Linked DNA regions of Homo sapiens: all the other regions are linked to region 1. Evidence: chromatin loops called from intact Hi-C (ENCODE). Cell type or tissue: B cell. All regions are shown on one strand. Region 1 has its middle 62 kb from the start of LAS1L. Region 2 has its middle 120 kb from the start of MIR223HG. Region 3 holds the start of MIR223HG (MIR223 host gene). Region 4 has its middle 160 kb from the start of MSN.

What was found. A loop is a pair of places that touch in the nucleus more often than their neighbours do. Peaks named below come from ENCODE experiments on the same cell type or tissue, not always from the same donor. Only the 100,000 strongest peaks of a DNase experiment are listed, where the experiment ranks them.
Region 2: a loop joins it to region 1, with 16 times the contacts of the local background. A loop is called at or near these places in 2 of 110 quality-filtered maps.
Region 3: a loop joins it to region 1, with 4 times the contacts of the local background. A loop is called at or near these places in 3 of 110 quality-filtered maps.
Region 4: a loop joins it to region 1, with 7 times the contacts of the local background. A loop is called at or near these places in 2 of 110 quality-filtered maps.

What each region holds. Positions count from the first base shown.
Region 1 is chrX:65,592,473-65,600,472 of GRCh38, reverse strand. It overlaps a transcript of MSN not described here. Among named protein-coding and RNA genes, the nearest start is that of LAS1L, 62 kb to the right of the region's middle. In B cell, CTCF peaks have their summits at 2,216, 4,671 and 4,884 (motif pointing right); DNase peaks (open chromatin) are centred at 4,062 and 4,852; H3K4me3 peaks cover 1,464 bases; H3K27ac peaks cover 3,773 bases.
Region 2 is chrX:65,891,199-65,899,198 of GRCh38, reverse strand. No RefSeq gene overlaps it. Among named protein-coding and RNA genes, the nearest start is that of MIR223HG, 120 kb to the left of the region's middle. In B cell, no CTCF peak of the experiment used is centred here; a DNase peak (open chromatin) is centred at 4,808; H3K4me3 peaks cover 843 bases; H3K27ac peaks cover 527 bases.
Region 3 is chrX:66,011,637-66,019,636 of GRCh38, reverse strand. It overlaps MIR223HG (MIR223 host gene), which reads right to left and starts at 4,176. Exons shown (of 3, transcript NR_170299.1): 1 at 4,086-4,176; 2 at 2,448-2,572; 3 at 1-813. MIR223 (microRNA 223) reads right to left here and starts at 767; the gene lies at 658-767. RefSeq lists an enhancer at 6,318-6,387. In B cell, no CTCF peak of the experiment used is centred here; DNase peaks (open chromatin) are centred at 4,246 and 6,106; H3K4me3 peaks cover 6,476 bases; H3K27ac peaks cover 7,906 bases.
Region 4 is chrX:65,818,849-65,826,848 of GRCh38, reverse strand. It overlaps the pseudogene CCNYL5. Among named protein-coding and RNA genes, the nearest start is that of MSN, 160 kb to the right of the region's middle. RefSeq lists a silencer at 4,387-4,536. In B cell, no CTCF peak of the experiment used is centred here; a DNase peak (open chromatin) is centred at 4,498; H3K4me3 peaks cover 1,050 bases; H3K27ac peaks cover 364 bases.

The DNA.
Region 1 (8,000 bases):
GCACGTTTGGGAGCAAAGATGCTTATTCCTGCACTTTAAGATGCATGAAGCAATGTGAAGTCATTCCTTTAGCCGATCAGTTTAACCACAGCATGGATTAGGTGAAACACGCACAGAGGAAGGTACAGACGCATTTAGACGCCTGGAGACGCACATCCATACACAGATGCATATGCAGGAGGTTGCTCACGAACATTGGGAGACACACAAACTCTCAGAGCAGCCAACAGAAATTTTTAAAAAGACACACACACTCCAATCATAAGCTAGGAAAAGACAGCTACCTGTCTGGAATTTTGGGTGGCTGCTTTTTGGCCCTCTGCTCATCTCTCTCCTTAGTCCCCCAACAATGGTCCAAATTCAGATCCTATGTTTTCTCTAAAGGAAACTTAGAAAGCCACCCCCAAAACCACTGCATCTATACCCACCCCCACCACACCACATCAGATTCTTATTACCTATCTGTCACCTGGACAACAGCAAAGATCTGTCACGGCTCCCTGATGTCAGTATCTTTTCTCCAATCCATCCTCCATAGGGCTGCCTGCCAGAGGGAATCTTCATAGAACTCAACCCTGTTCTTACTGCATCCCTTCTCAAAAGCCTCCCTTTCCTCCTCACTGTCATCACAAGCCAACCCAGACACCTGTCATTCATGGGGTGACCAAAATCTGGGACCCCTTTTTCATGCCCTCTGCCCTCCAGAAGGCAGATGACACCTTGCTTAGCTGCCTATTCATGTCCTCTTCAAGCACTCCTACCCCTTGTGCTATTCCCTTGAACTAGAACCACCCAGTTCTGCACCTATCAAAATCCTACCTACTTTGAATATTATTTTTTAAGATGGAGTCTCGCTCTGTCACCCACAATGGAGTGTCATGGCGCTATCTCGGCTCACTGCAACCTCCGCCTTACGGGTTCAAGTGATTCTCCTGCCTCAGCCTACCGAGTAGTTGGGACTACAGGCACATGCCACTACGCCCAGCTAATTTTTGTATTTTTAGTAGAGATGAGGTTTCACCATGTTGGCCAGGATGGTCTCGATCTCTTGACCTCATGATCTGCCCGCCTCAGCCTCCCAAAGTGCTGGGATTATGGGCGTGAGCCACTGCACCCAGCCTTACTTTGAATTTTTTTAAAGAATAAGTGCATCTTTGAAATTATTATTTTTTTTTTTGAGACGGAGTTTTGCTCTTGTTTCCTAGGCTGTAATGCAATGGTGCAATCCCGGCTCACTGCAACCTCTGCCTCCCAGGTTCAAGTGATTCTTCTGCCTCAGCCTTCCCAGTAGCTGGGACTACAGGCTCGTGTTACCATCCCCAGTTAATTTTTTTTTTTTTTTAATTTTTAGTAGACACAGTTTTCACCATGTTGGCTAGGCTGGTCTCGAATTCCTGACCTCAGGTAATCCACCCTCCTCAGCCTCCCAAAGTGCCGGGATTACCGGCGTGAGCCAGCATGCCCAGCCGCAACTAAAATTTTGGTTGTTGTTTTCATCCTTCAAGCCCTGACCCACAAGTCACCTCCTCCATGAAGTCTGCCTCTAATCTCCCAAAAGTGCTGTGTAATAGAACCAAACTTACCCTAGTCAGCCTTAATAGGCATGCATGTATGTTGTATGTCTTCGTCCTCAGAGGAAAGCTGATGGGGGAAGAGGGCAAAACTCCCTGATGCCAGTGCCTCTTCTGCAGCAGACAATGTGCTGGCACTCTTCCTGTGTTATTACATTGCCCGCAGTCCCTCAAAGACAGACTGACAAACCTCAAGACCTCTAGACTCTCAGGCCAGTCTGTTTTGAACTACTCTATCCTAGTCTTGGGTTTGAGTCCTGGCACTTCCACCAGCTTGCTGTGTGACTATGAACAAAGCTCAATTGCTCTCTGGCCTCGATTTTTTCAAGGGTTCTTTCACTTCTAGATCCTATTCAAGACGTAGGATTTTATGCAACTTCTCTCATGCGGCTGCCTGGGACTAGGTATGTCCACTATCATATTATCATATTCATTCATATTTTTTCTCTCTCTCTGTCTTTCCTTGTTTCTGTCTCTTTTCCCCTGTTTTTCTCTCCTCTCTCCTCTTCCCTTCTCTGTTTCTTTCTCTCTTCTGTTTCTCTCTCTGTGTTTCTTTCTTTTTCTTCCTGTCTCTGTCTGTTTCTGTCTGTCTCTAATTCCTGCTCTCTATTTTTATCTCTCCTCCATTTTTTCCTCTTTAGTCTTTCCCTCTTCCCCCCGACCCCACCTCTTTCTTTCTTTTCTCTGTCTCTTTGCCTCTTCCTTTATGCCTCTCTCTTCTCCTTCTCTGATTCTGTCTCTGTTTCATGAACTTCAACCTCAGAATCTGGCTAAATAACTTCCAATCCAAAATAGTTCTGGTGCTTCCTGAGTGTTGCTGGTAAGGAGAGGTAGAAATGGGGTCCCTCTGAGGTTTTCAGAAAGCCCAAGTTCCCTGCTCCTTGGGAAGGGTACCTCACAAAGTTAAGGAGGAAGACAGCAGGATGAAAGGTCTCATAACAGGCCCAGCGGGCTCCTACCCTCCAGCCTTTTACCCAAAGAAACAACACTGCCCACAGATTACAAAGTGTCTTCATCTCCTAAATGATCTGAGCCAGAAGTTCTTAGAAACTATATTCCTACTGTCTTCTGACCCCATCCCACAAAATCATTTTGCAGATGTGAAAACTGAAGCCCATGCATAGGAAAGGACTAGCTCACTATTACACAGTGAAGTAACAGAACTGGAACTAGAATGTTAGTGTTCTGACTCCTAATCAATCTCTGAAAAGGTTATAAAATTGATTCAATGTCTCCAGCCAAAAAGCACTATTGGACTGGGCATGGTGGCTCACACCTGTAATCCCAACACTTTGGGAGGCCGAGGTAGGAAGATCGCTTGAGCCTAGGAGTTTAAGACCAGTCTAGGCCACATAGCAAAACCCCATCTCTACAAAAAAAATTAAAAATTAGCTGGGCATGGTGTTGCATGCCTGTGGTCCCAGCTACTAGGGAGGGCGAGGTGGGAGAATCACCAGAGCTCAGGAGGTTGAGGCTGCAGTGAACTGTGATCACACCACTGGACTCCAGCTTGGACTATAGGGCCAGACCCTGTCTCAAAAATAATAAAACAAGGCTGGGCCAGGTGGCTCACATCTGTAATCCCAGTGCTTTGGGAGGCCGAGGTGGGAGGATCACTGGAGTCCTGGAGTTTGAGACCAGGCTGGGCAACATAGTGGGATGCTGTCTCAAAAAAAAAAAAAGAAAGAAAGAAAAGAAAAGCCAAGCATGGTGGTCCTAGCTACTCAGAAGAGGCTAAAGTGAGAGGATCACTTGAGCCCAGGAGGTTGAGGCTTCAGTGAGCTGTGACCAAGTTCTGCACTGTAGCCTGGGGAACAGAATGAGACTCTGTCTCAAATAAATGTATAAGAAATAAATAAAATAAAATAAAGCACTGTTGGAGTTATTTTTCTAGTAGAAGAAGAGAAAGCTGAGGATTGAAATGGGCAGAGTGGTGACTTAATCAATATCCAGATTGTGAACACTTAAAGGCAGGGTTTCTGTCACCTTTGTCTCCAATGAAAGCCCAGTACAGTATCTGGCCCCAGCTCAGTGATTAATAAATGAGGGAGGAGCTGTCATCAGGCATTTGAGGGACACTGCTGTCTCCTCTGGGACTCTGGGTATTTATGCAGACACTCCAGAAAGCTGGAAATCAGAGGACTGGGGATTTAGTCTCAGTCAGTCCAACACCAGTTCAGGTCCCCCCTCATTCCCCCCACCCCTCCATAAATGAGTTTCTTCTTTATAAAAGAAGAGGTAATGGTATCTGCCTCATCTGGCTCCCTGGAGCTTGAGGAAGCTGAAATAAAAAAAAAAAAAGAAAAAGAAAAATAGGAAAGAGCTTTGACAAAACAAGACACTACTCTGCAAATGTGATGGCTGGATGCTGTGGTGATGTCCCAGCTAGCAATTATGTTCTCAGCGGCAACTGTGGGCAATGAGTGAGTCATCTTCTCACTCTCAAAGCCAGAGGCCTTGAAAGGGGAGAAATGAGGTGAGTCTTTTCTTAAGAGTTTTTTGGAGGGGACCAGAGCAGACTCCCTCCCTCCCAAACACACACACGTACACACTATGCCCCAGATTCCAGCCTCCTGGGGATTCATTCATAGTCAGCTTAAGCAAGGACTGCATCCCTACCTCTGTTATTTAATTCCAAGACACTGGGGTCCCTAAGTTATTGAGGTTTCTTGGAGACTAGAAGTCAGAGTCCCCAGTTTCCATTCAGTCCCAGTTCTACAGCCAGCCTTGGGCTCCGGTTCTGATTTTCACTAATTTACTCTGTGGCTTCAGGTAAATTAGATTCCCTCTCTGAACTCTTTTCATCTATAAAGAAAAAAAAAAACCAACAGGATGAACTAGATGCCTAACATTATGTTTCTGAATCTGGACTGGGATTCAGAAGACCTGGGTTTGAGTCCTAGCTCTATCACAACGACTGTACAACCTTAGTCAACTTCTTTCCGGGGCCTCAGTTTTCACAACTATAAAATGAGGCATTTGGGTTAGATGCTTGGCCGTGTGTTTCAAAAGTTCTGAACTGGCATTCAGGAAACGTGGATTCTAGCCCTAACTGCCACAGAGTGAATCACTGTCTGAGTTTAGACTGGTCTCATCTCTTCTCTGGGCCTGTTTCTCTATCTTTATCATGAGGATATTCAAATATAAGTTATCTAAACACACCCTCTGATTCTGACAGCCTGTGGTTCTAGAATTTTACAAGCACTGAAAAGGAAGTGAACAAAGGGAGAGGCCACACCCAGAGTGATTTCTCATAAACTGGCAAGTGGTTGCCCTCTATGGGTCTGACTTGGAAGTGCAGGCCCAACTAGACCACTTGCTGTAGCAACCGCTAAAGAACTGAGGCCAGAGGGGGGCGCAAGAGATCACTGAGTGCTTCACTAGATAGGGCCAGAATCAGGCTGAGGTAGGCCTACAGACCTCCCAGTCCCTCACAATGAGAGACATCCAGATAAGAAGTGTGTGCTGGGAGACTGGACCTTCTCTCCTAGTGACTAGAAACAAGAGGCTTTCCAGGGCTGTGCAGAGAGCATGGCCAGTACGGTCTCTGCCATGGGCGAAGTGAGTAAATGTCAGGGGTGTGGATGAATGGGGGTGGAGGGTGACTGTGCTATGAGAGTGGGTATGGGAACAAGTTAGTTCCATGGCTGAGAAGTTTTCACATGAGGGGCAAAGATATGGCAAGAACTGCTCAAATTAAAGTGCTTTTCAGCATCCCCATCTACTCCCTTCCCTCCTCAGAGAAGATAAAATGTATGCCTGGGCAGAAAAAAGGAGTGACCTTAGTGTGAGAGTGAGAACCTAATCATGAGAAAGACTAGGGAGTGCTTGGTATTCAGGGAAGGCCCTACTGTCTACAGGATTTGTGGTCTCAGTCTTGAGGTATCACTAAATTTGAGGGGCTTCTTGGACTCAGTATTGCAGGGCATTACATGCTGGAGGTGTAGGGTGGGTTCAGATATAGGGTTATGTTACAGAAACAGGTGCATACTAAGGCTTTCATGCTGTCATTCTATAATGTTTAATTATATAAGTAGCTCTAGGCAGGCCATGAAACACTGGGCTCCCCTCCCTCATCTCTCTTTCTTGGTTAAAAAGTCTGATCATCCAACTCAGATGCAAGGGAAACAACAAAGGCAGCCAGTGTTTCTTGTTGTGTGACAGGGATGGTTGCAGCCCTACTTCTCTCCTGATTCACTGTAGAAACCAGGTCAAGTTTTCAGCCTCTCTCTGGATCTCAGTTTCCCCACCTGAAACAGGAGTGAGCTGGACTTGATGAGGTTCCAGGTTTCTCCCAGCCCTGACATTCTATCTGGTTATTTTTATAATGTTCTGTGGTATTCTATGCTTCTCTGCCCCTACCCAAGTAGGGGCCACCAATTCCCAAAGGTCCTTTCAACCCTAATATCCAAGCCTACTCATTCAAGCTTCCAAGGCTTTCCATTACATCCTAGTCCCACCCCCACCACTTCATCCCACCACCATCCCCTCATGCCACTACCACCATTGCTGCTGCCTAGAACAGGGTACAGTCTTCTCTACTTTTATTTGGAAATTCTAACAACCCACCTCTGATGCTAATGAGTTGACAAAGATTGATACAGTATTGCTCTGAGGTGACAGAACTCCCAGTTCTGCCACTACTTGCCTTTGTGCCCTTAGGGAAATTCCCCCGCTTCTCTAAACTTCATTTTTTCCCAACTCTAAATTAAGGGCGGTGGACTAGAATGGTCTCTGAAAGCTGCAAATTGCTCCAACACCTTTCACTTCTAGGCAATGAGAAGGTCGAGATTGTCTTTGATGTTTTGCCATAATTCTGATCCTCTCTCAGTGTTCCTTAAACGGAAACCTCTCTGCCTACAACCTCCCACCTGATAAGTACCCACAGTTTCCACCAGCAACTCCTAGACCTGTCTCCTTCCCTTCCTCAACCTGGTCCCAACACAAACAAAAAGTTTTTCTCTCCCAATCAAGGTGTCTGTGAGTGATAATAGTTTATTGTGAGGAACAGACTCAATGAAGATAACAAACTGCTTTTTACCCTACCAAATAATTTGCCTGCCGGGTGCAGTGGCTCATGCCTGTAATCCCAGCACTTTGGGAGGCTGAGGCAGGTGGATCACCTGAGGTCAGGAGTCCAAGACCAGCCTGCGCAACATGGTGAAACCCTGTCTCTACTAAAAATACAAAAATTAGCCGGGAGTGGTGGCATGCGCCTGTAATCCGAGCTACTCAGAAGGCTGAGGCAGGAGAGTCGCTTGAACCTGGGAGGCAGAGGTTGCAGTGAGCTGAGATCATGCCATTGCACTCCAGCCTGGGTGACAGAGCAAGACTCCCTCTCAAAAAAATAATAAAATAAAATAATTTGTCTATAAGGTCTTGTCATTAGTTTATTGCACCACCCCACAACTGCTGATTCCCACAAGCCTCTCCCAGAAAAACCACAAACAGACCCTGGGACGGAGACTTTGAAGGATATTTTGAAGGATATTTTATTTAAAAGTTTTTTAAACAGAATTATTCTCACAGCTTCAGCAACAGCAAGGACTCAATTCAACCTCCCAGTCCAGACTAGTTGCTTGGGGTACTTCTCAGACAACCCAGTGGCTTGATTTGAAGTCATACCTGAGATGGTCCCTTCTCTTCCTCCTGGAAGCCATTTCCAAAAGATGTGTATGGTGGGAAGCACCACAGGAAAAGGAGGGAGGAAAAAACATGCAGGTAGTTAAAAAAAAAAAAAAGTAGAAGAGGTGGGAAGGTAGCAGCGGGGATTGGGGTAGCCCCATTGTAGGTACTAAAAAGTGTTTGGAAAAAATAATAAAGAATTAATAAATAAGCAAAATCAAAATTGGTCTTGGTTTGAGATGGAGTCCCTCTCTGTCTCCCAGGCTAGAGTGCAGTGACGTGATCTAGGCTCATTGCAACCTCCTTCTCCTGGGTTCAAGCGATTCTCCTGCCTCTGCCTCCTGAGTAGCTGGGATTACAGGCGTGCACCATCATACCTGGCTAATTTTTGTATTTTCAGTAGAGACGAGGTTTCACCATATTGGACAGGCTGGTCTCGAACTCCTGAGCTCAAGTGATCCGCCCACCTTGGCCTCCCAAAGTGCTGGGATTACAGGTGTGAGCCACCGCACCCAGCCTCAAAATTGTGTTTTTAATCTGGAAGAGGAAATTGCTTGCCGATTGTTGCCAAAAATCCCAGTTTCTTCATTCCTGTCCATGTGATGTGCAATGATAACATTTCATATCTATAGGTGATTACATACTGTTATCATGGCTGAGGTATTGTGACTAATATTGACTAATACATTGTGATTAATGATGGCTAATACTATATCTAAAATATTATGAAAAAGTCACAGAGATGAGGACGAGTGGGCAAGGATAAAATGGGATGAAGAGAGAGACCAGGCACAGTGGCTCACA
Region 2 (8,000 bases), 300 kb before region 1:
AAGACATTGGGGGACTGTTGGGAAGGCATGATGGGTTTTGAAATGTGAGGACATAAGATTTGCAGGGGCCAGGGCAGAATGATATGGTTTGGCTGTGTCCCCCCTCATATCTCAACTTGAATTGTATCTCCCAGAATTCCCACCTATTGTGGGAGGGACCCAGGGGGAGGTAATTGAAACAGGGGGGCTGGTCTTTCCCATGCTATTCTTATGATAGTGATTAAGCATCACGAAATCTGGTGGGTTTTTCAGGGGTTTCTGCTTTTGCTTCTTCCTCACTTTCTCTTGCCATCACCATGTAAGAAGTGCCTTTCACCTCCCGCCATGATTCTGAATCCTCCCCAGCCATTTGAAACTCGAAGTCCAATTAAACCCCTTTTTCTTCCCAGTCTTAAGTACGTCTTTACGTGTGAAAACAGACTAATACAACACTTTATGAGGCTGAGAGTTCAACTTTCATGATTCAGTCAATGGCGCTATGAGGACTTATTTTTTATTTTCAGCTATTTCACTCTGTGGCTATGAAAGATAAGATTCTCCCTCAGGGCACACATAGAAGCTTTTAGGTCATTTATGCAGTGTTTGAGTTGGGAATTCAAAACCCTAAGCTCATTTTTTTTTCACCACTTTTCCCAGAAACGTTAGGAGCAACGAATCAACATTATTATATTTTTTCCTTTTCTACGAATGTACAAATTATTATATACAGAGGCATTATGTTCCTTGTCTCTTATAAGTGGTTAATTAGGAGTATCCAATGTAGATATATTGCATATCTCTCTATACAGTTCATGGCATGGTTTCTCAGTGTTCTCTACTGTTGGAAATAGATTCCTAAGCATCTTTAAGTCTAATCAGATTAAAGAGCCAGTTTCAGAAACTCCAAAAACAATTCAAGACTCTCAACCTTGAAATTCTTTTCCTCTAGACCACTTCTGATACCAAAATCTATATTAGTCAGGGTTCTCCCAAGAAACAGAACTGATAGGATACATAGATATATAAAGATAAATAAGAGATGATTTATTATGATAATTGGCTCGTACAATTAAGGAGGCTGAGAAATTCCACCATTTGCTATCTGCAAGCAGAAGAACTAGGGAAGCCAACGGTGTACCTCAGTCCAAGTCTGAAGGCCTGAGAACCAAGGGAGCTGATGGCGTAACTCTCAATCTGAGGCCAAAGGCCTAAGAACCTTGGGGAGCTGCTGGTGCAAGTCCCAGAGTTCAAAAGCCTAAGAATCTAAAATTGTGGTGTCCAAGGTCAGGAGAAGATGAGTGTCTCAGCTCCAAAACAGAGAGCTTGAATTTCCGTTTCCTCTGTTTACTCTGCCTTTTTGTTCTATCTGGGCCCCCAACCAATTGGATAGTGCCTGCCCACACTAGGCGAGGGCAGGTGATCCTTGGTCCACTGATTCAAATGCTAATCTCTTCTGGAAACACCCTCACAGACATATGCAGAAATAGTGTTTTACCAATTATCTGGATATCCCTTAATCCAGGCAAGGTGACACCTAAAATTAACCATCACGTATGGTGAAAAAAAAGCAGGAAAAAGGAGGAAACAATAAATGGGACTAGTCGGGCATGGTGGCTCATGCCTGTAATTCCAGCACTTTGGGAGGCTGAGGTAGGAGGATCACTTGAGCTCAGGAGTTCAATACTAGCCTGGTCACTCAATTAAAAAAAAAATTAGTCAGGCATGTTGATGCATGCCTGTGGTCCCAGCTATGTTGTAGGCTGAGGCAGGAGGATTGCCTGAGTCCAGGAGGTCAAGGCTGCAGTGAGCCATATTTCTGCCACTGCACTCCAGCCTAGGCCACAGACTGAGACCCTCTCTCAAAAACTAAAATAAATAAATAAAATAAATGGGACACACAGAAAAAGACATAAGTTTATAAAATAAATTAAAATTGCCACTAATTACAAGTGTAAATACACAAATTTATCCAGTTAAAAGACAAATGTCATCGTACTTTTTTTTTTTAATCTTGCTATAAGAATTTCACACTAGATATATCTAAAACATAAGGGCAGAGAAAAAGGTGGATGTCAAAGTATGGAAGAAAACATAACAGACAAATAGTACCAGTAACAAAAAAAGGCCCTTGTGGCTATATTAATATCAGCCAAAATAGATTGTAAAGCAAAAAGCATTGGTAGGGGTAAAAATGGTCATTACATAGTAATAAAAGGAAAAATTTAACAAATATAGCAAGGATAATCATATGTATCTAACTGTGTAGGTCAAAAAATATATTAAAAATGGAAGAGCAAGGAGATATTGACAAATTACACTACTAAAATACGAAATATAACACACCTTTTTCTCAGTGTTGATGAAGCAAACAAAAAGTCAGTAAAGATATAGGCAACTTGAACAAAATGATGAACACATTTGAAATAATACACATATTATAGAATTTTGCACCCAGCCATTGAAGAATACATATTTTAAGGCATGAACGAGCATTTGTGAAAATTATACCATAAAGTTAACCTCAAAAAATTGCAAATAATTGGTATCCTGCAGCTCAACAGAATGCAATTAATTTAGAAATTAATAGCAAAAAGATAATTAAAGAGACATTTAGGTATAGAAAAAATATACTTTTAAACAACTCATGAATCAAAGAAGATATCAATGGGAAATCTGAGAATATTTAGAGCTGAAAAAATAAAATAGTACATAACAAGACTAAAGCAGTATCTGTTAAGAAATTTTTGGCTATAAGTGTTTACATTAGAAAAGACAAAAGGCTCAAAATTGAAGGTATAAACATCCAACTTAAAAAGTTATAAAAGGAAAAGTATAATAAGCCCAAAGAAAGTAGAAGGAAGGAATAACACACACATAATTTCACAAAGTATTGTCAGATTGTTCTTCAGATTACCCTCCCACCAGTAGTGCCTGAGTAGTGCCTATTTCCTGGTATGCTCACCAATACTTAGTGTTTTTCTCTTACTTTTTGTCAATCGTATCCATGTAAAGTGGCTTTTCATTGTTTTAACACATACTTCTCTGTTAACCAATAAACTGAATAAATTTTTATTTACTAATGAACTATTCAGGTTTCTTTTTGTGAATTATTTTATTTTATCATCTTCAAATATTTATTAGATAGTTGAGAGATATTCAAGAGATACAACTACATGATTGGTGACTGAACATGGGCATTAGAGAGAGGGAAGAGTCAAGAATGAGAATATCAATTTTTTGTTGTTGTTTGTTTGTTTGTTTGTTTGTTTTTTGAGATGAAGTCTCACTGTCACCCAGGCTGGAGTGTGGTAGAATGATCTCGGCTCACTGCAACCACCTCCCAGGTTCAAGTGATTCTCCTGCCTCAGCCTCCCAAGTAGCTAGGATTACAGGCACCCACCACCACACCGGGCTAATTTTTGTATTTTTAGTAGAGACAGGGTTTCACCATGTTGGCCAGTCTGGTCTTGAACTCCTGACCTCAGGTGATCCACCCACCTTGGCCTCCCAAAGTGCTGGGATTACAGGTGTGAGCCACCTAGCCTGGCTGAGAATGTCAATTTGGACATTGAAGTTACTTCCTCTCACCAAACAGCCCCATTTCTGCCATTCTTCATGGGCTATGGTGGCCTGCTCTTTTGTAATTTGACTTTTTGTCCTCTGAGCCAATAGTAGTTTGTTAATATTCCTCTAAAAGAGTAAGTCTCAGACTTGGAAAAAGTCCTCCAGGTCATCTGGTAGTGAGGCTAGGGCATGAGTTACATCTTTCTTGGAAGCAGGTTGATTCCAACAAAAAGATTTAAATTGTCCAAACACAGACAGCCTTTCTTCTTTTCATTCATCTATTTCATAGATGCTTTCTGTCAGTCATAAAGTACTGCTGTTTATGGAGACTGTCACTTTTCCTTGGGACACAAGCCAAATCACATGCTCCACTCAAGGTAGGTCAAAAGTATCCTTTAAAACAACAGAATAAAGTAGTATTTATGAGCACAGGCACTGAAGTCAGTCAGACATCGAGATTTGAATCCTGTTCTCACAATTTGTTATCTGTGAAATTTTGCACAAATTACATGATATCTCTGAGCCTCAGCTTCCTCACCTGGAAAATAACACCTATATCTTTGAAATGTTGTTAAGATTAAATGAGATAATGCAATATCAAGATCTTTGAACATGGCTATTCCTCCATGAACATTAATAATTGTGTGCTATTATTATTTGCCAATGTAATCATGCATGATTAAAAAGCAGAAATAAATTACACAAGAAGCATAATTAAATGTAAAGAACACTGATTCTGGAGTTAGGAAGCCTGAGTTCAAGTTCTAACTCTATCACCACTATTGAGGACTCTTGAGAATAGAAGAATAAATGTGTTTCATGATAAATAACTAGGTTGCTTCCAAGATGACCAAATAGTAACAGCTCCAGTCTACAGCTCCCAGCAAGATCAACAGAGAAGACGGGTGATTTCTGCATTTCCAGCTGAGGTAACTGGTTCATCTCATTGGAACTGGTTGGACAGTGGGTGCAGCCCATGGAGGGTGAGCCGAAGCAGGGCAGGGAATCGCCTCACCCGGGAAGTGCAAGGGGTCAGGGGATTTCCCTTTCCTAGCCAAGGGAAGCCATGAATGACTGTACCTGGAGGAATGGTACACTCCTGCACAAATACTGCACTTTTCCCAGGGGTCTTCGCAACCAGCAGATTTGGAGATTCCCTCCCCATGCCTGGCTCGGCAGGTCCCACACCCACGGAGCCTTGCTTGGTGCTAGCGCAGCAGTCTGAGATTGACCTGTGACACTGGAGCTTGGCAGGGGAGGGGCATCCACTATTACTCACGCTTGAGTAGGCAGTTCTATGCTCACGGTGTAAACAAAGTGGCAGGGAAGCTCAAACTGGGTGGAGCCCACCACAGCTCAGCAAGGCCTACTGCCTCTCTAGATTCCACCTCTGGGGGCAGGGCATATCTGTACAAAAGGCAGCAGACAGCTTCTGCAGACTTAGATGTCCCTGCCTGACAGCTCGGAAGAGAGAAGTGGTTCTCCCAGCATGGCGTTTGAGCTCCAACAATGGACAGACTGCCTCCTCAAGTGAGTCTCTGACCCCTGTGTAGCCTGACTGGGAGACACCTCCCAGTAGGGGCCGACAGACACCTCATACAGGTGGATGCCCCCCTGGGACGAAGCTTCCAGAGGAATAATCAGGCAGCAATATTTGCTGCTCTGCAGACTCCACTGGTGATACCCAGGCAAACAGTGCCTGGAGAGGACCTCCAGCAAACTCCAACAGACCTGCAGCTGAGGGGCCTGTCTGTTAGAAGGAAAACTAACAAACAGAAAGGAATAGCATCAGCATCAACAAAAAAGACATCCACACCAAAACCTCATCCATAGGTCACCAACATCAAAAACTGAAGGGAGATAAAACCAAAAAGATAGGGAGAAACCAGAGCAGTAAGGCTGAAAATTCCAAAGACGAGATGGCCTCTTCTCCTCCAAAGGAACACAACTCCTTGCCAGAAAGGGAAGAAAACTGGATGGAGAATGAGTTTGACTAGTTGACAGAAGTAGGTTTCAGAAGGTCAGGAATAACAAACTTCTCTGAGCTAAAGGAGCATGTTCTAACCCATCACAAGAAAGCTAAAAACCTTGAAAAAAGGTTAGACGAATGGCTAAGTAGAATAACCACTGTAGAGAAGAGCTTAAATGACCTGACGGAGCTGAAAATTACAGTATGACAACTTCGTGAAGCATACACAAGCTTCAATAGCTTATTCAATCAAGTGGAAGAAAGGATATCAGTGATTGAAGACCAAATTAATGAAATAAAGTGAGAAGATAAGTTTAGAGAGAAAAGAGTAAAATGAAATGAACAAGCCTCCAAGAAATGAGGGACTGTGTGAAAAGACCAAATCTACGTTTGATTGATGTACCTGAAAGTGACGGGGAGAATGGAACCAAGTTGGAAAACAGCCTTCAGGATATTCTCAGGAGAACTTCCCCAACCTAGCAAGGCAGGCCAACATTCATATTCAGGAAATACAGAGAACACCACAAAGATACTCCTCGAGAAAAGCAACCCCAAGACAAAATTGTCAGATTCACCAAGGTTGAAATGAAGGAAAAAAAGTTAAGGGCAGCCAGAGAGAAAGGTCAGGTTACCCACAAAGGGAAGCCCATTAGACTAAAAGCAGATCTCTCGGCAGAAACCCTACAAGCCAGAAGAGAGTGGGGGCCAATAATCAACATTCTTAAAGAAAAAAATTTTCAACCCAGAATTTCGTATCCAGCCAAACTAAGCTTCATAAGTGAAGGAGAAATAAAATCCTTTATAGACAAGCAAATGTGAGAGATTTTGTCACCACCAGGACTGCCTTACAAGAGCTCCTGAAGGAAGCACTAAACATGAAAAGAACAACCGGTATCAGCCACTGTAAAAACATGCCAAATTGTAAAGACAGTAGATGCTATGGAGAAAATGCATCAATAAATGGGCGAAATAACCAGCTAACATCATAATGACAGGATCAAATTCACACATAACAATATTAACCTTAAATGTCAACAGGCTAAATGCCCCAATTAAAAGACACAGACTGGCAAATTGGATAAAGAGTCAAGACCCATCAGTGTGCTGTATTCAGGAGACACATCTCATGTGCAAAGACACACATAGGCTCAAAATGAAGGGATGGAGGAAGATCTACCAAGCAAATGGAAAGCAAAAAAAAAGCAGGGGTTGCAGTCCTCGTCTCTGATAAAACAAACTTCAAACCAACAAAGATCAAAAGAGACAAAGAAGGCCATTACATAATGGTAAAGGGACCAATTCAACAAGAAAAGCTAGCTATAATAAATATATATGCACCTAATACAGGAGCACCCAGATTCAAAAGCAAGTTCTTAAAGATGTACAAAGAGACCTAGACTCCCACACAATAATAGTGGGAGACTTTAACACCCCAATGTCAATATTAGACAGATCAACAAAACAGAAAATTAACAAGGATATCCAGGGCTGGAACTCAGCTCTGCACCAAATGGACCTAATAGACATCTACAGAGCTCTCAACCCCAAATCAACAGAGTATGCATTCTTCTCAGCACCACATCACACTTATTCTAAAATTGACCACATAATAGGAAGTAAAACACTCCTCAGCAAATGTAAAAGAACAGAAATCACAACAAACTGTCTCTCAGACCACAGTGCAACCAAATTAGAACTCAGGATTAAGAAACTTACTCAAAACTGAACAACTATATGGAAACTGAACAACCTGTTCCTGAATGATTACGGGGTAAATAATGAAATGCAGGCAGAGATAAAGATGTTCTTTGAAACCAATGAGAACAAAGATACAACGTGCCAGAATCTCTGGGACACATTTAAAGCAGTGTGTAGAGGGAAATTTACAGAACTAAATGCCCACAAGAGAAAGCAGGAAAGATCTAAAATCGACACCCTAACATCACAATTAAAAGAAATAGAGAAGCAAGAGCAAACACAATCAAAAGCTAGCAGAAGACAAGAAACAACTAAGATGAGAGCAGAACTGAAGGAGACAGAAACATTAAAAATTTTTTTTTTAATCAATGAATGCACGAGCTGTTTTTTTGAAAAGATCAACAAAATTGATAGACTGCTAGCAAGGCTAATAAAAAAGAAAAGAGAAGAATCAAATAGGCTCAATAAAAAATGATAAAAGGGATATCACCAACGATCTCACAGAAACACAAACTACCATCAGAGAATACTATAAACACCTCTACTCAAATACACTAGAAAATCTAGAAGAAATGGTTGAACTAGTTTACAGTCCCACCAACATTGTGGAAGTCAGTGTGGCGATTCCTTAGGGATCTAGAACTAGAAATACCATTTGACCCAGCCATCCCATTACTGGGTATATACCCAAAGGACTATAAATCATGCTGCTATAAAGACATGTGCACACGTATGTTTATTGCAACACTATTCACAATAGCAAAGACTTGGAACCAACCCAAATGTCCAA
Region 3 (8,000 bases), 420 kb before region 1:
AAGTTCATTGACAATTTACGAGGTGCTATTAGACAGTAGGAGAGAAAGGCATACATACCAGGGCCCAGGGAAGAAGAGCTTTGTGAATGAAGAAGGAAAAAGTGTAAGTTGACTTTCAAAAGTCTCTGGAAACACTGGACTTTAGCTGGTCCAGGAAATATAGGGAAGAATTGGATAGGCAGGAATAAATGGAGAAAGTGTTCCTACAGGAAAAGACATGTGGAAAAGGGGAGAGGTAGGCAAGATCAAGGAGTGTTTAGAAGGCAAGACTGAGTATCAAGAAAGTGAATTTCTAAGCCCTGCTTACTCAGATAAGCCATTAGGCTTGTGTGAGAATGCTGATGTCCTAGATAGGAGACTCTGGGAGGGGAATATGAAGGAAGAAAATAATAATGAATCAAAGAGCACTTCCATTCCTGGACACTTTATACATTTTCAAGACTATTGCGCCCCCATCAGCACTCTCATGGTGTGTGTAGACACAGCCCAGGGCTGTATTTCCCTGAGATGCCACACTTTTCCCCTGGTGTCCTCAGATATAATGCCTCAGTTCCTGCAAAGTCACATAAAATAACTTGTGAGAACTTGGTGCTTGGTGAGCATCCTTGTATCCAGCTGGCAGTCCATTCGTCATATCCCATCTGCCCTGGCCTAGAGCTGGTAAGCATGTGCCGCACTTGGGGTATTTGACAAACTGACACTCTACCACATGGAGTGTCCAACTCAGCTTGTCAAATACACGGAGCGTGGCACTGCAGGAGGCCAGGCCAAGAGCTTCTGTGGGGAAGTGAGATCTTCCTGGGAGATGTGACCCTAGAGGGAAAGAGAGAGAAAGGAATGATGAAGTCACACCCTTAGCCCCGGGGATCTTGCTCAAAGGACCAACCAAAGCACCAGAATAGGGAAGTGAGCAAAATAGGCATAGGGTTCCTAACCAGAAGAGAGATCCTGAAGATAAGCAGGTAAAGCCCGAGTGACACCCAGTGCTCAGCTGGAAGCTCATCAGGCCTGAGTCCTGTAGCTATGGCATTTCTAGGGGTCCCAAGCTTCAGTGGGTTCCTCTATGCAGCAGAGAGGGGAAAATTTGGTCATCATCCTGCCTCCCTGACTTGAGGAAAGTACCAGACCCTAGAGTCAGCATCCTTGCTCCCTCTTCTCAATTCTCCCAAGCTGTGTTTTCAGTGTTGTGGTTATGCACATAGGCTTTGAGGTTAAACATGAGCTTAAATCCTAGTTCTTCCATTAGCTAGTTAGGCAACCTTGGATACATCATTTCACCTCTCTGAGCTCAAGTTTTCTACACCCACAAAATGTATGTAAGTATAATACCTACCTCATAAGGTTATTGTGAGAATGACAGGAGATAATGCATGTAAAGCCTTTGGTTCAGTATTCAATACATAACAAATGCTCAAAAAGTAGTGGTTGTGTGACCAAAATGAAAGAAAGAGCTATTGGCAATTGATTTAGCAGGATCTGGACAGGTGTGACATTGATTTCTTGTGGTCTCAGCCTTGCCTAACATGATCCTCTTGTCCCATAGGGACTCAAGAATGGCAGCTATTAAAGTGCCCTTAAAGATCATCTAGTCTCACTCACTTAGGTTATAAATGAGATAACAAAGGCTCCTGTTGGGGAGGAGACTTGTAAAGTTTATACAATAAATTTTTTACAGTTCAGCAGTATGCCTTATACAGCTTTCCTCATTGGTTATTTTGCCTCCCTTCTCTGTATATCCCTCTGGGAAAGGGAAGACACATCAACAAAGAGGGCAAAAACAGGCAATAGCTTTGTAATGCAACATTTGGGATCACTGAACCCACAAGCCACCAGGGCAATAAGGAAGCTGCCAGGAGCAGGGTCAGGTCTGAAACTTCTGGGAGAATTCCCTTGGCAACAATCAGATCCTGTTGCTAAAAATCCCAGGTTGCTGGTGTCAAATTACTGCCCTTACCAGCTGTGGCAGTTGATCTGTGAGCAGGTAGCTGGTCTACATTAAATATTGTCATGAAAAGTGGCAAACATCACAAGGTTACCAGAAATGGTAAACTGCCCCCATGAGGCCGGAAAGCCCTGTCCCAGCCCAGGTAAGACAGAGGGATTCAGCCTTGTCTTTCAGCAAGAAAACAATCAGTGTCTTTTCTTGCTCTATTCTTTTAATTGAATGTTAAGAAGGTAACATACTCCTTCAATTTAAGTTCTGGCAGTCATCTCAAAACTAAAGCTCTTTCACTCCCTCACTTCCTTTTCTACCTACCCAATTCAGCCTAATCCACCCAGCAGCAAAAGCAGCAGTCATGGTCACCAAATATGGCATGACAGAATCGACAAACTTGTGTTCTAATGCTGTCTTGGCCATCAACTAGCCAATCATGGCTTGGGCAAGTCTTTCTTTGGGTTTCAGTTGTCTTCTCTGGAAATGAGAACAAGGAGACTTACCTACTTACCTGGCAAAGTTGTTGGAAAGTGTTGCTAAGCTTTCCAGAGCCTCCCACATAGGAGCTCAAAAGGACCTTGTCTCAGCCCCTGGACCTATGGTTGGAGGCCAGCCAAGCAAGCTGATTAACAGAGTCTGAGTTGGGGATGGCAGGAGAAAAAGAAATGGATTGTTACCTTTTTTGTATCATTACACTCATTGGCTGTCAGCTCCAGTAAGAAGACCTAGATAAGCTGGAGGTGTTCACAGCCTTTTGAATGCACTTTCTGACTTTATTCACCTCCAGAAAGGCTGGAAAGGAGGCATGAAAGGGGCTAAAAATTATTAGTACTTTGAAATTTGTGGAGCCTTATAGACAACATTGCTTCAGTATTAATGGAAGGAGTTAGTGGTTGAGCTGAAACTAGACTGGTATGCCTCTCCAATGGAGTGTATGTAAGAAAATCACATTCAGTTGAGAAATGTTCACCAGACCCATAGAAAGAAGACATAAATATCTATATGGGATGATATTAAGGGAATTTGAAAGCTCTTCTCTTGGTCTGTTATATTACTTAGAATAACATCATTTTTCCCCATATGAAATGCAAAATCCTCTACTGAAGAGCGTCATCAAGCCACTATTGTTGATGCAAAGGATGGGTCAGTTTTTATGGAGGGAATTGGAGGGAATAGACCAGAAGAATTAGGGGTAAGTAGGTGTCTAGGAATCTCTGAACACTCAGAGTGAGCCAAGTACCTGAAAGAAAAATAGAAGAAAAGAAGAAGTCCTCAGGACCATGCCTAAAAATCCCAGACTGCCTCTAGTATGAGCAGGACCTGTCCTGGGTCAGTTACAGGACAGGTCCTGCTGCTTGATGTCTCAGTCCTCCTAGGATAGAGCAAAAAGAGGACTGACCTGGGAGCCCAGACCCAGCTGTGCTACAGATTCTCTGTATGACTTTGGGCAAGTCCCTTTCTTCCTCTTTCTGGACCTCAGTTTCTTCCATATGTACCTAGTCTCTAAGAGTCTTTCAATTTTGAATCTCTAGGAGTCAAAGATTGGACTAGAAAAGAGGCTTTCATCTTTGAGTCATGCCTCTCAGAGAGTGCTATATGGATTACCACCAGCACTCTCCTCTTGAATGTGTTCAGCCCCACCCACAGTTACATATGCAAAGATTACTCTCATCTTCTTTCTTGACAGAGGGCTGACAATCATGAAAATTAGGAATCTAATAACCATGGGTCTCTAGACAGCATCTATCTAATCATTCTTTTCCTCTTTTTACTTTTTTATTTTGCAAAAGGGGTGAAAAAACTGTGTCCTAGATTGGAGAAAGGACTTACCCAAAGATACACATTGGGTAAATGGTAAAACCAGGACTGCTACTCAGGTTTCCTGACTCCTGGGTCCAAAGGCCATTCCACTTCCATGTGACTATCTCCTAAACATCCTGATTGGATAGAAAATATCCTATCCCCTTTTCCCCTCCATTAGAACCTCTAGGATAAAAGGCCAATGGAAGCCTTCTTCCTCCCACCTTTGACCTTAATCCCTGAGGAGGGTCTGAAGAGAATGGGATGGGCAGATCCAAGCCACCCTTGGCTGCCATGGACTCTGCCCCAGCTTGAGAATCCAAGAAGAGAGGGCAAATGGATACCATACCTGTCAGTGGAGTGGTGCCTTGGTCATGGAGGGGACTCTGATTCCCCAGTGCTGAGCCAACCTGCAGGGGCCAGATGGAATTGGGCTTTCTGCCGTGAGCAAGAAGCTTCTGTGTTTTGAAGGGCCCTTGGTGTCTTCAACAGGAAACAGAAATGAGGAAGATAAGACTGAGGTTAGCCAACGGAAATCTGGATGCAAAATGACAAAACAATGCTGTTGTGAAAGGGTCTGCTACTGCAGCAATAGTAGCAGGCCACTGCCCTGCCTCCACCAACTCCCAGCTGACCTTCAACAGACACTAACTTTCCAAGCTGCAGAGAGAGAGAGAGTAGAAAGCACCTGGCTGCCCTAGGCTCTGCCTGTGGGTCAAGGAGGTTTTCCCAGAATAATTGAGGGAAACCTGGAATACCAGAACTGAGACATTATCTAATGAAAAAACCCGTAGTCAAAATTGAGAAACAGAGCCTCTGAGGGATAAAAGGAAATACTCAGTATCACAAAGCAAATTAGTGGAAAGCTGAAATTTAAACCCATCCCCATGGACTCCAAATCACATGTTCTTTCACTCTGCCAGAATGCCTCCTGGTCCTGGAATACCATTTTACTTCCAACTTCTCTCCTGGCATACAGAACCAGCTACATAATTTGCAAGGCCCAGTAAAAAATGAAAACGATAGGCCCTTTATTTAAAAATTAAGAATATCAAGATGATGACAGCAGAACATTAAACTAAGTGTGGGGTCCTTCTAAGCATGGAGCCCTGTGAAGCTGTACAAGTCATATGCCTATGAAGCTGGCTCTGGGGCACAGTTATGACCACAAGCCACATTCTGTCATCTTGGGGCTTGCTGAAGGAAATAAATAAGGAAATTCACATTTATTGGAGTACTTATGATATTCTTTCATGTGTATTATCTAATTTATTCAACAACTCTCTGGTATGGTATTATTATTCTTATTTATAGGTGAGGAAACTGAGGCACACAGAAATAAAGTGACCTGTCTAAGGAAACAAAACTAGAAAATAATAGAGAAGGCAGATTTTTCACTCAGGTCTAACTCCAAATGTTGAGGTTTTCGTCTACTTTCCCACATTGGCTACAAGGAAGGGAGAAGAAAGTAGTTGACTTTGAGAAAGAAAAATTAGTGCCAGACCCCTAAGTTCAACTGTGACCTTCAGGCTAATGAGGGACATGAAAGGTGTGAAAAGAAGGTGGATGGTTTCTTAATGCCTCATGTTTGCAGTCTCCTGGAAGTCCCCACTAACAGCCAGGAAGATGATGAATTCCCATCATGCAGTGCCCTCCACCATGAATTCTGATGGCATGAAGGATGGGAGGGGCAATGCTTTCAGGTTATACTTTGATAGCTTTCAATGACTGCAGTGCCCAAGTCACAGTCCTCTGTCTACACTAGTGGAAGTATGGCCCTGAGTGATAGTCAAGCCGTGGTAAATAATCTTTTCAAGCTATGTACATTCTTATATACTCAGGCTCAAAAGAAAGACCACATTCTGCGAGCCAAGAGCCCTGGGCCCTAGTCCCCACTCTACTACCTCCCTGGGCATTAGTTTCTCCTTTAATCAACAGAGGTTGGACTAAATGGTCTTGGAGACCACTCCAACTCAAACATTCCCTGGTTCCTTTGTGGCTCTTCGTTACTCACTGTGGGCTTCCCCATGGTTGCAGGACCTGAGGCTCTGTGAAAGCCTGAAATAGGGATTCACTTGCACTAACATCACTCTGTAGAAAACTTCCTTCTACCAGAATAATTTATTGGCTCAGGCCTCAAGACCCCAGATCTAGCTTCTAGAAAGATTCAGTTCTTGTTTCTTTTGGTTTCTGACTAAAGCTTGGAGCGGAAGTAGGGTAGTCCTGCGGGCACTTTGCTAAAATGGGACCCCCTTCTTCCTACGCATACCATAGAGATTAAGTTTAGCTACACACGTTTTTTTCTTCCCTATCAATTAGGGTACTCTACTGGCCTTTTAACAGGGGTTTCTGGAGACAATGTGTTTACCTAAAGTAGTAATTAATGGTATCTATTTTGAGTCCAAAGACAGGGCAATAAAAGAGAGCATTAGGAAACAGAAGGCTCTGAAAATCATACTACCTATGCATATGGCCTGAATGCGAGAAAAGGGAACTGTGCTCAGAGTTCCTCTTTAGCCCACAAACACAAAGTATGCTGGGAAGGGCCAAGTTTCCAATAACAGCACAAAGGGGCTTCTTCTTTTTGATCTGTTGTCCAGGCTTCTGCAGAGAGCAACCAAAAGTCACAAAGTTTTCCCATTTTGTATGATTTCTGCCTTGCCTGTGCTTGTGAAGGGAGATGAGAAAGAAGGGAAAATAGTTGACAAGCGGAGCAAGCAGGCAGTGCTGGGGTCCCACACTGCAGACACACTCATTTGTTTCCGCAGTACTGGAATGGAAAGAACACTGAATCAGAGTCCCTGCATCTTAGACCCTGGGTTATAGACCAAGCTCTGTAACTTATTGATTATGTGACCTTGAACAATCACACACAGCCTGTCTGAGCCTTAGTCCTCACATCAGATTGAAGGATTCTCAGGCTAAAGGGAAATGGAAGACAGGTGTGCACCCCAAGAGCTATGTCACCCTACAGAATATGATAAGTAATTTGACAAAGTCATGAAGTGCCGTCAGATACGTATATAAGATTCTCCCAGGGCAGAAGATGAGAAGGTGATGGTAACTGGAAAGGTTCTCAGAAGAATAAGATTTTGGCTACATCTTAAGGGATAGAGAGGAAAAAAATGATGCTCACTGTCTCTGGAAAGCCTTCTCTGACAACCACCTGCAAAATTAGTTGCTTCCCACCTTGCCCTCCTCTACTCTTGAAAAACATCCACACAGCACTTAGGTGTCAGTCTCTCCCAGAAGACCAAGCACTGCCCAAAGTAGGAACTATGTTTGATCTTTACTGTCTTCTTAGGCCTAGGAATAAACTAGTTATCCCAGAACTGTGAGGTGAATAAGTGAATGAGTCAATGCATAAGCAAAAGAAAGAGACCTCATAGCCCAATGTCCCCACATTGCTTAGCTTACCCAACCTCCATGAAGGAGCTGAGAAGCCCCCACCCTTCACTTTGAGTTTATCTTCCTGTTCACTCACCCCCACCTCCTTTCAGAAGACTTTCAAGAAGAGGCCCCAGGGAAAATTGCAAAGCTAAGGCCACTTCCTGTGCAAGTGGCTTGTGTCCACACACTCTACCTCAACCCTAGTGATTGCTATGCATAGGATTGCATTGGGGTTTCCTCTGAAAGGAAATACAAAGGCTGATGCAATGTGTAGGGCACCCGCAGGCCAGGACTAAAGAACTTTTTGTACACCTGGGCCTAGGGACAGAGGTTTCACTGTGAGGCTGCCACAAAACAGTGACACTGACAAGATAAATGGCAGCAATTAACCCAATAACTACAGCTTAAGTATATTCAGCAAGGGTGTGTTGAGCACCTACTGGCTACAAAGCTCTATGCTTGGCAAAAGGGGAAAAAATAAACATACAACAGAACAGAAATATACAACAATCTAATACAAATGTAATGCGAGCCACAATTATTATAATAACCACATGAAAAATTTTTAAGTGAAACTAATTTTAATAATATATTTTGTTTAGCTCAATACATCCACAATGTTATTTCAACCTGTAAACAATGTAAGTATTTGTTAATAAGATATTTTACATTATTCAAAATGTAGTATGTATTTTATGCAAACAGTACATCTCAATTTGAACTTGCCATATTTCTAGTGTTAAATTGCCATCTGTGGCTAGTGGCTACTGTATTGACCAGAACAGGTATAAGACATGGTCCCTACCCTCTAGGAATTCACAATCTAGTCCAGAAAACAGAGTGCTACATAAGCATGTTCAAAAAATGAGTACAA
Region 4 (8,000 bases), 230 kb before region 1:
TCTATGTCCCAGTTTTCCCTATATCTCCTGAAATAGAAGGTTAGATGGGGAGTTAAATAGGAAAGTTAGGCAGAAAACAGTTTTGCCTGTCTCTTGATATCTAAATCCTTACACTACTAACTTACATAGTATACCAGGCCATCTAATGTTAGCAGCTACTATTTGTCAAGCAACTTCTATGGGCCTTGTCACCATCTACACACTTTACAAGCATTGTCTCATTTAAATTTGATTTTTACAACAACCCTCTAAAGTAGGTAATACTCTAAGCCTCATTTTACAAATGAAGAAATCAAGGTTAAGAAAGGTGCCCAAGGTCTCATAACCTTGAAGTGATAAGGCTGGGATTTGAACCCACATATGACTTCCACTCTGCTATGCTCCCTCTAAGACTGAAGTCCTGCCTATCTCTTTGCCAGCTCTCCTACCCAACCTCCCATCTCCAGCAACCCCACATATACTATACCTTATTACACTTCCAATGATCATCTGCTCAGACTATCACCTATCAAACTTTCTCATCTCAACTACCAGCTTTTTGTCTACTTATTTTGCTAGCTATTGAGAGAGGTATATTTATGTCTTTTGGTTTACTAATCATTTCTTTTACATGGTCTAAGCTGCTCTTAAATCTATCTGTTGAGATCTTTATTTCAATTTGTGTGCTCTTTTCCTTCTAGAATTCCCATCTGGTTCTTTTAAATAGATTTTAGCTCTCTGGAGTTCTCCTTATTTTAGCTATCTTTTTTCTTTTTCTTTTCTATTTTTGTGAACATATTAATCATAATTATTTAAAAGTCCTTGTCTGATAACAATAATATCTGAAACATCTATGGGTCTGTTTTGTTTCTATTGGCTATTTTTTCTCTTTCTCTTTCACGGTAAACCAGAATACCTCTGGTTTTTGGAATGTTAGCTCTCCAGGGTTTCCAATGGAGAATTTGGCATGTTTACCCTTGATGGGTCCAGAATTTTAATACTTGACTCGACACAGTTTAATGGCACTTTACTTTCAAAAGTTTTCTTTTTTTTTCTTTTTCATTTTATTATTATTATACTTTAAGTTTTAGGGTAGATGTGCACAATGTGCAGGTTAGTTACATATGTATACATGTGTCATGCTGGTGTGCTGCACCCATTAACTCGTCATTTAACATTAGGTATATCTCCTAAAGCGATCCCTCTCCCCCTCCCCCCACCCACAACAGTCCCCAGAGTGTGATGTTCCCCTTCCTGTGTCCATGTGTTCTCATTGTTCAATTCCCACCTATGAGTGAGAATATGCGGTGTTTGGTTTTTTGTCCTTGCGATAGTTTACTGAGAATGATGATTTCCAATTTAATCCATGTCCCTACAAAGGACATGAACTCATCCTTTTTTATGGTTGCATAGTATTCCATGGTGTATATGTGCCACATTTGCTTAATCCAGTCTATCATTGTTGGACATTTGGCTTGGTTCCAAGTCTGTGCTATTGTGAATAGTGCCGCAATAAATATACGTGTGCATGTGTCTTTATAGCAGCATGATTTATAGTCCTTTGGGATGGCTGGGTCAAATGATATTTCTAGTTCTAGATCCCTGAGGAATCACCAAACTGACTTCCACAAGGGTTGAACTAGTTTACAGTCCCACCAACAGTGTAAAAGTGTTCCTATTTCTCCACATCCTCTCCAGCACCTGTTGTTTCCTGACTTTTTAATGATTGCCATTCTAACTGGTGTGAGATGGTATCTCATTGTGGTTTTGATTTGCATTTCTCTGATGGCCAGTGATGGTGAGCATTTTTTCATGTGTTTTTTGGCTGCATAAATGTCTTCTTTTGAGAAGTGTCTGTTCATGTCCTTCACCCACTTTTTGATGGGGTTGTTTGTTTTTTTCTTGTAAATTTGTTTGAGTTCATTGTAGATTCTGGATATTAGCTCTTTGTCAGATGAGTAGGTTGCGAAAATTTTCTCCCATTTTGTAGGTTGCCTGTTAACTCTGATGGTAGTTTCTTTTGCTATGCAGAAGCTCTTTAGTTTAATTAGATCCCATTTGTCAATTTTGGCTTTTGTTGCCATTGCTTTTGGTGTTTTGGACATGAAGCCCTTGCCCATGCCTATGTCCTGAATGGTAATGCCTAGGTTTTCTTCTAGGGTTTTTATGGTTTTAGGTCTAACGTTTAAGTCTTTAATCCATCTTGAATTAATTTTTGTATAAGGTGTAAGGAAGGGATCCAGTTTCAGCTTTCTGCATATGGCTAGCCAGTTTTCCCAGCAACATTTATTCAATAGGGAATCCTTTCCCCATTGCTTGTTTTCATCAGGTTTGTCAAAGATCAGATAGTTGTAGATATGCGGTGTTATTTCTGAGGGCTGTGTTCTGTTCCATTGATCTATATCTCTGTTTTGGTACCAGTACCATGCTGTTTTGGTTACTGTAGCCTTGTAGTTTAGTTTGAAGTCAGGTAGAATGATGCCTCCAGCTTTGTTCTTTTGACTTAGGATTGACTTGGTGATGTGGGCTGTTTTTTGGTTCCATATGAACTTTAAAGTAGTTTTTTCTAATTCTGTGAAGAAAGTCATTGGTAGCTTGATGGGGATGGCATTGAATCGATAAATTACCTTGGGCAATATGGCCATTTCTCTTTAGCTTTTTAGCCTTCTGAGCTCCAGAATTTGGCAACCATCTTAAGGCAAAAACCAGCTATTCATAGGCTCAGCTCTCTGCCTTTCTCATGTAACTGTGCTCTGCCATATTCTCCTGTTTTGTTTCTCCAGCACCAAGGCACTACCAAAAGCTCTGTTGGTTTCTCTAACTCTCAGCAGCAGCCTTCTGACTGGGGCCATGTCTGTGTTTTCAGCCTACTGCAAACCAGAAAGCAGAAAATACCCACAAAGAAAAAGTAGCTGTACAAATGTTAGTTCACCTCTCTGCAGATTTTACAGGCTCATAGGTGGAAGGAGCTTGCCTTGTCTCAGATGAGACTTTGAATTGTGGAATTTTGGGTTAATGCTGAAATGAGTTAAGAGTTTGGGGGACTGTTGGGAAGGCATGATTGGTTTTGAAATGTGAGGACATGAGATTTGGCAGGGGCTGGGGTGGAATAATATGGTTTGGCTCTGTGTCCCCACCCAAATCTCATCCTGAGTTGTACTCCCATAATTGCCATATGTTATGGGAGGGACCCAGTGGGAGACAATTGAATCACGGGGGTGGTTTCCCCCATACTGTTCCCATGGTAGTGAATAAGTCTCACAAATCTGATGATTCTATCAGGGATTTCTGCTTTTGCGTCTTCCTCATTCTCTCTGCTTACTGCTGTCCATGTAAGATCTGACTTGATCCTCCTTGCCTTCTGCCATGATTGTGAGGTTTCCCCTGCCACGTGGAACTGTAAGTCCAATTAAACCTTTTTCTTTTGTAAATTGCCCAGTCTCAGGTTTGTCTTTATCAGCAGCGTGAAAACGGACTAATACACCAACCTACACCATCCTACCTTGGTCTTAAGATACCTGCACGCACACACACCCTCACCTACACTATTTCTCATTCCCTGATTTTGCAACTTGCCTTGCATCCTAACATCAAATCTAAAATGGTCTTTCTGACATTCCAATTTCTTTTTAGCAGCAACATAGCAACAATATTTTGTTGTCTTACTTTGAACCGTGATTAGTTAAAGTCCCCAGATATCATGACACCAAATAGTTGCCAGGCTAGGCCTCCTCCTTTACTTCTCATGAAATTCATTAAAAAAAAAAAAAAACTTTTATTTTAGGTTCAGGGGTACATGTGCAAGTTTGTTATGTAGGTAAACTTGTGTCACTTTTTTTGTAAAGATTATTCCATCACATACGTACTAAGCTTAGTACCCAATAATTATTTTTCCTGATCATCTCTCTTCTCCCACCCTCCACCCTCAAGTAGGCCCCAGTGTCCGTTGTTCCCCTCTCTATGTCCATGTGTTTGAATCTTTTAGCTCCCACTTATAAGTGAGGGCATGTGGTGTTTTGTTTGCTGTTCATGCATTAGTTTGCCAAGGATAATGGCCTCCAGCACCATCTATGTTCCTGCAAAGGACATGATCTCATTCTTGTTTATAGCTGCATATTATTCCATGGTTTATATGTACATTTTCTTTATGCAGTCTGTCATTGATGGGCATTTAGGTTGATTCCATGTCTTTGGTATTGTGAATAGTGCTGGGGTGAATATACACATGCATGTGTCTTTATGGTAGAAGTATTTATATTGTTTTGAGTATATACCCAGTAATGGGATTACTGGGTTTAATAGTAGTTCTGTTTTTAGCTCTTTGAGGAATCACCACACTGCTTTCCACAATGGCTGAACTCCCACCAACAGTATATAAGTGTTCTCTTGGCAGACAAGTCAGCTCACCGGAGGCGGAGGCAGCGTGGCGGCTGGGGTGTGGCGCAGGACCGAGCCCTGGCGGAGCAGGGCCGCGGGGCGGGCGGGTGAGCCCTGGGCGAGGTGGCCTCTGCTTGCTCAGTGTCCCCGCGCCATTGTTGGGGGAGGGGGCTGCTGCTGAGCGAGGCAGAGTAGGGCGCAAGCGAAGGCGCCAGAGGCGGCGGAGAGGGGCGGAGGCGCCCCATGGGGAACACGCTGACTTGTTGCGTGTCCCTCAATGCCAGCCCCAAGCTGGGCCGGCGCGCCGGATCCCCGCGTCCGACATCTACGAGGCGGCGTCCGGGGACGAGGTGGCGGTAGCGCCTGCTGCTGCGGAGCCTCCCGAGTTTGATTTCGGAGAAGGCGAGGGCCACCACCTGCAGCACATCAGCGACCGCGAGATGCCCAAAGATTTAGCATTGGAGTCAAACCCTTCTGACCATCCAAGGGCAAGCACAATTTTCCTGCGCAAATCTCAAACGGATGTGAGAGAAAAGAGGAAGAGCAACCATTTAAACCATGTATCTCCAGGGCAGCTTACTAAAAAGTATAGCTCATGCTCAACAATATTTCTATATGACAGCACAGTCAACCAGCCTAACCTTAGAACCACAGTAAAATGTGTGACCTTAGCAATATATCACCACATAAAGAACAGAGATGCAAATAGATCCCTGGATATTTTTGATGAGAGATCACATCCACTTACACGAGAAAAAGTTCCAGAAGAATAGTTTAAGCATGATCCTGAGCACAAATTTATTTACAGATTTGTTCATACTCCTTTTAGTGCTGCACAGCTAACAGCTGAATGTGCAATAGTAACTTTGGTTTACTTAGAAAAGCTTTTAACTTATGCTGAAACCAACATTTGTCCCACTAACTGGAAAAGGATTGGTCTGCGAGCCATTCTTGCCTCCAAGGTTTGGAACCATCAGGCTGTATGGAATATGGACTACTGCCAGATCTTCAAGGACATTACAGGTGAGGACATGAATGAAATGGAAAGGCATTTTTTGATGCTTCTTCAGTTTAATCTTAATGTTCCTGCCAGTGTTTATGCCAAATACTACTTTGATCTTCGCTCCTTAGCAGATGACAATAACCTGAATTTTCTATTTGCTCCTCTTAGCAAAAAAAGAGCACAGAACCTAGAGGCTATTTCTAGATTGTGTGAAGACAAAGACTTGTGGAGAGCCCTATGAGAAGGTCTTTCAGCACTGATGACTTCATTGGTATTCAGCACTCTAAAGCCATCCTCTCTTAAAGGGAGAAATGAGGGGTTATAACGTCACAGGACCTTTATCTACAAAGACTGGAGAAATATCACCTTTCCTGCTCAAAACCCAGCAAAATTAGTGTTTTCATTAAAAGGATAGATCTCGAATTCAAGAGATTCATGGACAACAAGGATTGTACTCCATAGAAAAGAATGGGACCTTGTCAATGCAACAAAACATTCTTCTGTCCTTTTTAATGTAAACAGAGTTACAAAAAACACTCCAAAGTGAAGGTTCCTTTCCCACACAGATATTTGCTTACTATATGGGCTGATAGCTGTGAACTATGTAAGGTTTTTTTAAACAATAGTTTAAATTTTTAAACTTTAAAGACACTAACCATATAACTTTTATGCTTTTTCCAATTTTTCTCCCTCCCCACATTTTGCTGCATATGCCTTTAGAATCAATGCAGTATTATCATTAAAACATGGTACTCTAAAGACACTTAGGAGCAGACTGCACCATTGTTAGGTAATGAAGGATTCTTCCTCCCTACCATTGAAGCTGCTAGTCATAGGCAATCATTTTAAGCCAAAAACCTGCTGGATAACATTTGTCATTCATATTCTTTGCAAACATTACTTTAGCATTTTAGCATGTTTGGGGTCATAAACAGAGGAAGTATCGTTATTGATATCTACTTCTTTTATTTATTTATTTTTTATTATACTTTAAGTTCTGGGGTAATGTGCAGAACGTGCAGTTTTGTTACACAGGTATACATGTGCCATGGTGGTTTGCTGCACCCATCAACCCGTCACCTATATTAGGTATTTCTCCTAATGCTATCCCTCCCCTATCCCCCCACCCCCCAACAGGCCTCGGTGTGTGATATTTCCCTCCCTGTGTCCATGTGTTCTCATTGTTCAACTCCCACTTATGAATGAGAACATGCAGTGTTTAGTTTTCTGTTCTTGTGATAGTTTTCTGAGAATGATGGCTTCCAGCTTCATCCATGTCCCAGCAAAGGACATGAACTCATCCTTTTTTATGGCTGCATAGTATTCCATGGTGTGTATGTGCCACATTTTCATAATCCAGTCTATCACTGATGTACATTTGGGTTGGTTCCAAGTCTTGCTATTGTGAATAGTGCTGCAATAAACATACATGTGCATGTGTCTTTATAGTAGCATGATTTATAATCCTTTGGGTATATACCCAGTAATGGAATCACTGGGTCAAATGGTATTTCTAGCTCTATATCCTTGAGGAATCACCACACTGTCTTCCACAATGGTTGAACTAATATTACACTCCTACCAACAGTGTAAAAGCATTCCTATTTCTCCACATCCTCTCCAGCATCTGCTGTTTCCTGACTTTTTAAAGATCACCATTCTAACTGGCATGACATGGATTTGCATTTCTCTAATGACCAGTGATGATGAGCATTTTTTCATATCTTTGTTGGCTGCATGACTTCTCCTTCTTCTATTGGGGTCCATGTTGCATTTCTTGTGAACTAAGAATGATGCTTCTCATTTTCTGATAATTTTTCCCTTGTTAAATAAGTGTATTAATACATATTTTCATAATGCCAACCAACATGGTGGCTTAGTGACAATGAAAAAAAAAAGTAAAGCGGTTTTAAGCTTTAATATAGCTCAGGCCCTCGAAGGCACTGCAGCGTGAGTATAAATGCTATGAACCTTTTAAAAAACATCGTTTGAAAAAATTTTTTTAAGAGATGAGGTCTTGCTCTGTTGTCCAGGCTGGAGTGCAGTGGCTGTTCACAGGTGCAATCATGGTGCACTGCAGCCTAGAACTTCTGACCTCAAGCCATCCTCTAGCATCAGTGACATGAGTGGCTGGGACTACAGGCACACCTGGCACTTGTCTCCTGAATAGTTTAATTTTTTGTTTCAGTCACTTTTGAAGATAGCAGACTTTCACTGAGGCAAACAATTAAAAGCTTTATATTAAAAATTTGCAAAATGAAGCTGGGTGTGGTGGTGCATGCCTATAATCCCACCTGCTTGGGGGGCTGGGGTTGGAGGACTGCTTGAGGTCAAGTATTGGAGGCTGCAGTGCACCATGATGGTGCCTATAGGAATTGCTACTGCACTCCAAACTGGACAACATAGCGAGACCACATCTCTTAAAAAAATGCAAAATTAAATGCGAAAGAAAAGGGCTGGACATAGTGATTCATGCCTACAATCTCAGTACTTTGCATGGCTGAGGTGGGAGGATTGCTTGAGCACAGGTGTTCAAGACCAGTCTAGGCAACATATTGATACCCTGTCTGTAAAAAAAATAATAATAAATAAAAATAATTAGCTGGATGTGGTTGCATGTGTCTGTAGTCCTAGCTACCCT